Regions from separate parts of the Homo sapiens genome. Here region 1 is linked to region 2. A link is an interaction called in ENCODE POLR2A ChIA-PET data of the cell type or tissue named here. Cell type or tissue: PC-9. All regions are shown on one strand. Links, peaks and the distances in the headings refer to the core of each region. The heading gives the core; the rest is flanking DNA. Region 1 holds the start of LOC105378673 (a long non-coding RNA gene). Region 2 overlaps NFYC (nuclear transcription factor Y subunit gamma).

Region 1 (2,916 bases), core at 98-2,597, 160 kb after region 2:
AGAAAGAAAAATGGGGTGGCTCCAAGGTTTTTGGCCTAGGCAACTTGAAGGATGCAGTTTCCACTTTATTGTGAGAAAGAGAAGATAGAGGGAGAACAAGTTGGGAGAGAAAGGGGGCAAATCAAAAGACAGTGAGATAGTATTTTCCCCACTCTTCAGGTAGGTGAAGAATAAAAAGATTAGGAGTTGTGAGAGTGTGGAGAACGGGGATTCCCATGACAAGAATAGAAATTAATTCAAACTTCTCAGGGGGCAAATTTATAGTAGATATATAAATCTCTGATCCATCAATTCCTCTTCCAGAGATTTATCCTATAGAAATACTGGAACAAATACTCAAAAATATAAGTACAAGGATATTTATTTCAGGAAAGAAGGAAGAAAGGACAGAAAGAAGAGAGAAAGAAAGGAAGGAAGGAAAGAAAAAGAAAGAAGAAAAGAAAACAAATAGGGATGTAGAAACTTGGAGGGTTTTTTTTCAGGGGGTGGTGGGGGTCTTGCTCTGTCACCCAGGTCCAGTGCAGTGGCATAATTATAGCTTACTGAAACCTCAAACTCCTGGGCTCAAGCAATCCTCCCACCACAGCCTCCCAAGTAGCTGAGACTACAGGTATGTGCCAACACACCCAGCTAATTTTTAATTTTTTTGTAGAGACAGGGTCTAGGCTCCTAGGCTCAAGAAATCCTCCTGCCCTGGCCTCCTAAAGTGCTGGGATTACAGGAGTGAGCCACCACATCTGGCCCTGAAACTTGAGTTTTTACTTAGATAGAAGCATTTTATTTCTTCAGTCACGATTTGGAAATTCTGATATTTGAATCTCAAGCCCTAGCTTTGTTAAACACTTAAGAGTCCACAGCTTTTTACAACCAAGGAAAACAGAATTCTCCAAAGAGTAGTTGTCCTCACCCACTATGACCAGGTTGCCATAGATCTCCAGCATCACTTCTCTGTAAAGGCCCTTTGTGCATAGTCTAGTTGCCCCCATTCCTCTTTGGTGAAGTCCATGGCCACATCCTTGAATGTAACAGGTTCCTAAAACACCAATGAACAGGAATTCCTCTTCGGTGAGCAAGCATCTACAGCAATGCATGTGGTACACAGGGTCCACCTGGCAACACTGGGGGCGGTAGATAACCTCAGAGTTCGCCTCAAGCCATAAGAATAATTAAAAGAACAATTTAAAAAATGTAGAAAGATACATGTGTCATATGCAGAGGCTCACTAACCTTAATAATCTGAAGAGCTCTTAAACATCAGTCAGAAAAAGATAAAATGCTCTGGTTAAAAAATGGACGAATGGACAATGACCTGATAATTCCTAGAAGAAAAACAAATGGCCAATAAACAGACAAAAACATATGCTGCCTCACAAATCATCAAGGAAATGGACACTCAGGCTGGGCGCCGTGGCTCATGCCTGTAATCCCAGCAGTTTGGGAGGTCGTGGCGGGTGGATCACCTGAGGTCAGGAGTTCGAGACCAGCCTGATCAACATGGAGAAACCCCGCCTCTACTAAAAATACAAAATTAGCCGGGCATGGTGGCACATGCTTGTAATCCCAGCTACTCGGGAGGCTGAGGCAGGAGAATTGCTTGAAGGCGGGAGGCAGAGGTTGCAGTGAGCCAAGATCGCGCCATTGCACTCCAGCCTGGGCGACAAGAGCAATACTCCATCTCAAAAAAAAAAAAGAAAAAGAAATGTACATTCAGATAACAATGAGACATTATTTCTCTCAACCCATTGGGCAAAGATTAAGACTTATAATATTCATTAGTGAGGGTATGAGGAAACAGATACCCTCATATGCCGTTGGAAGGAGTATCAATTGTTATAAACTTTTTTTGGGGAGCAATTTGGCAATATTTATTAAACATCTTTTGACCCAGCAATTCCAATTTCAGAAATTCATCTTCATTAAGATAACTAATGACTTCCTTGCCACTAAATCCAATGGAAAGTTTTCAATCCTTTTTATACTTGATTTCTTGACATTATTTGGCCCTGTTGACTACACAGTCTTCCTCAAAACTCTTTCCTCTCATAGTAACCTGGTTTCCTCTCATAGTAACCTGGTTTTTCTCTTACCTCTCTGATCACTCTCAATCTCCTTTACTCATCAATGTTGGGGTTCCCCAGGTTGGAACCTAAGCCCTCTTCTTACTCTACTTACTCCTCCTATGTGATGTCATCTATTCGTATAGCTTCAAATGCCATTTGAATGCTGACAACTCAAATGTACACTTGCAGCTGAGACCTCAAGCCAGACAGTTACAGACCCAAGTACGTGCCAGATGAATATCCAGTTTGAAACACAGTGCCTGACTTAGAATAGGTAATCAATAAATATCTACCCAATGAAACAAACACCTACTTGGATGTCTCAAAGGCATCTAAATTAACATGCTAAATTCCAACTTTATCTCCTGCTTTTCTTTCATGTTTAGGAAATGATCAGGAAATTGAGTTCAGGAAATCATACCTCCAACCACCAAAATGTTTAAGTCAGAAAAATATGAGTCATCCTTGATTTCTTTTTCTCCCTCCTCCCTCACATCTGCTCCATCACTAAATCTAAATATCTCTTTGCTGGGTGTGGTGGCTGACGCCTGTAATCCCAACACCATGAGAGGCCCAAGTGGGAAGATCATTTGAGCCCAGGAGTTCAAGACCAGCCTGGGCAATATAGGGAGACTCCATCTTTACCAAAAAGAAAAAAAATAAGGCCAGGCGTGGTGGCTCATGCCTGTAATCCCAGCACTTTGGGAGGCCGAGGCAAGCAGATCACCTGAGGACGGGAGTTCGAGACCAGCCTGACCAACATGGAGAAACCCCATCTCTACTAGAAATACAAAATTATCTGGCTGTGGTGGTGTATGCCAGCTACTTGGGAGGCTGAGGCAGGAGAATCACTTGA
Region 2 (2,916 bases), core at 306-2,805:
CTACTTCCCCAACTCTGATTAATGCCAAGTTTGACGTTTGAAGGTATATCTGTGTTAAGAGGAAGCCGCTTTTCAAAGTGCCTACTGGAAAACCATGCTTCCTAAAAGACTTAGGCTTAGAAGTGGCTGCACACTGCTCTCCTTAAAGATCTGTACACAAGGACACATTTTCAAACTGGCAGAAGAGCCACTTTTCCTTCAAAAACAAAAATACTTTTCTATTTGGTATCTAGTACAATATAATCTTTGAAACAGGGGCCAGATCATAATATAGTTGTAGCACAACTAGAGAAAAATGAAGGCACAGCAACTGGTATAAACAATGAAAGTGACGGGAAGGCATGAACAGAACATTTGAAAACTTTTTTCTGTGGAATAGAAAACGATATGTAACATCTTACTTCACACACATTCTTACTCATCCTTTCAATGCTCAAACTTAAACCATCTCTGCATATATAACAGCAATAAAACACTATCAGTATTTTGTATGATGAAGAAAAAGGATCAAGTATTTAGTGAAGTATTCTAAAGCAAGGGTCTAAAAACTACAGCTCATAGGCCACATCTGGCCTACAGCCTGTTTTTAGAAACAGTTTCACTGGAAGACATCAACCCTAATTATTTATTTATTTATTCATTTACTTTTAGACGGAGCCTCAGTCTGTCATCCAGGCTGGAGTACAATGGCACGATCTCGGCTCACTGCAACCTCCACCTCCCGGGTTCAAGCGATTCTCCCACCTCAGCCTCCCAAGCAGCTGGGATTATAGGCACCCGCCATCACACCCAGCTAATTTTTGTATTTTTGAAGAGACGGGTTTCACCATGTTGACCAGGTTGGTCTTGAACTCCTGACCTTAAGTGATCTGCCCACCTCGGCCTCCCAAAACGCTGGGATTACAGGCGTGAGCCACCATGTCCAGCCCCTAATTAGTTTATATTGTCTGTTCATGCTAAACAGTAGAGTTGAAGAGTTACAACAAAAATCATACAGCCACAAAGCCTAAAATATCTGGCCCTTTAAGGAAAAAGGTTCAGCCAGGCATGGTAGCTCATGCCTCTAATCCTAGCACTCTGGGAGGCCAAGGCGGGAGGATCACTTGAACCCAAGAGCTCGAGATCAGCCTGGGCAACATAGTGAGACCCCCATCTCAATAGAAAATAAAAAATAAAAAACTAGCCAGGTGTAGTGGCCCACACCTGTAGTCCCAGCTACTCACGAGGCTGAGGCGGGAGGACTGCTTGAGCCTGGGTGGTCAAGCCTGCAGTGAGCCATGATTGCGCCACTGCACTCCAGCCTGAGCAGGAACAGCAGAGCAAGATCCTGTCTCAAAAAAAAAAGAAAAGAAAAGAAAAAGTTTCAGATAATATTCTGATCTTGTTTTAAAGCACTGTTAGGTGTTTTATTTATCCCTGATTTACTGATGGGGAAACTGACACTAGAAGTTGAGAAGCTGGTCCTAGATCACACAACTGTTACTTAGCTCCCCTGCCTCCCTCACCTGTTCATCCTCAATTAGAAGTAAGCTGGGCCAGACCCCCTCTGCCCCACAGAAGTATCTGTTAGTCTCTCTGACCCTCCAGCCTAACGAGTAAATAAATCCTTGTAGGAAGAATGGTGAGTAACTGGTTTTTCAGGCCTCAATCCCGAAAAGGAATTGTGACATGAGCTAGAGACAGAAAGAGTGCCTGTAGCCTAAGTTAAGTTGTATTCTAAAACAAAGCATCATTTTCTTACCGGGTGCCTTCTGAGATTCACAAACAGCCTCTTGCCCAGTTTCTGGCAGTATCCTGTGTTTGTGTGTCTAGCAGAGGGAAGAAGTGTGATTCTGAAGAATGTTTCATAGATGCCAACTTACGGGCTTCAGAGTTCATAAAATACATGCCACATACATCATCCTCAATTGACCCTTACTTAGCTCAGTGATAAATTTACCAATATTATTCCAATTTTACAGATAAGGTTGAGGGTTGAATATCAAATTACTTGCTCAAGATCACAATACAATAAATGATGAGTCAAAATGCAAAAGCTCTAAAATTCTGTCTTGATTTATTATAACTTGCTCTTTCCCACTTTTTGCACTGTTTAAGCTGTCACTCTTTTTTCTTTTCTGTTTTATCCTTCCCCTTTGCATGTCTCTAGGCAGGTTAGCAGCACCTATGAATACTCAGCTGCGAACAGTTGGGGGCACTAAAGCACGAGGTAAATACATAAATAAATAAAATGTATTGGACCTGGGGGTTCTTAGCTCTCTGGCGAACTGTGATCTTGAGCAAATCTCTTAACTTCTTAGAAACTTCTCTATTCATCTAAAGCAACATCCCACAGAGCAGCTGAAACACACAAATGGTAAAACACATGTTAGAAGGCCTCAAAAAATAGCAAGCTTCATACAAATGCCAGATGGCATCATATCATCATGGCTGCCTGAAGCTAGACAAGACACCAACTACTGGTCTGAAGAGTCCCAGATACAGTACCGAGCCTAAAGACCAACTAGCTTCTTTTTCTCTATAATTTAGACTTACTTTGCTTTTGACATATTTCTTTAAAAAGCCTAGTTTCAGATGCATGGAAATACATATTAAAATAGAGAAAGATGTTCTCCTATCTCTTTTATAAACATGAAATAATTTTTAAGCCCTTTAAACTATTAAATTTGGAACAAATGTACTAGTTCCAAAAAAGCAAAGAATTCAAGCTGAACATGGGAACGTTCCAAATTTAAATCCTTGGGTGTGTCAATGATCAATAGCTATACTAGGTTTTCTCTCCACACTAATCCAAAAACATTTAAATTCTTTTTTTAAATTAATTATTTATTTATATATATTTTTTGGGATGGAATCTCACTCTGTCACCCAGGCTGGAATGCAGTAGCATGATCTTGGCTCACTGCAAGCTTCGCC

The links. ChIA-PET counts read pairs that join two places held together with the same protein. Peaks named below come from ENCODE experiments on the same cell type or tissue, not always from the same donor. Only the 100,000 strongest peaks of a DNase experiment are listed, where the experiment ranks them.
Region 1: POLR2A ChIA-PET joins it to region 2 with 14 read pairs; 2 of 35 experiments call an interaction of 5 or more read pairs at or near these places.

What each region holds. Positions count from the first base shown.
Region 1 is chr1:40,561,651-40,564,566 of GRCh38, reverse strand. LOC105378673 (a long non-coding RNA gene) reads right to left here and starts at 1,378. Exons shown (of 3, transcript XR_947235.2): 1 at 908-1,378. In PC-9, for the core only: no CTCF peak of the experiment used is centred there; no DNase peak of the experiment used is centred there.
Region 2 is chr1:40,722,100-40,725,015 of GRCh38, reverse strand. All of the region lies in intron 1 of NFYC (nuclear transcription factor Y subunit gamma), which reads right to left. Among named protein-coding and RNA genes, the nearest start is that of MIR30E, 31 kb to the left of the region's middle. In PC-9, for the core only: no CTCF peak of the experiment used is centred there; a DNase peak (open chromatin) is centred at 1,625; H3K27ac peaks cover 1,791 bases.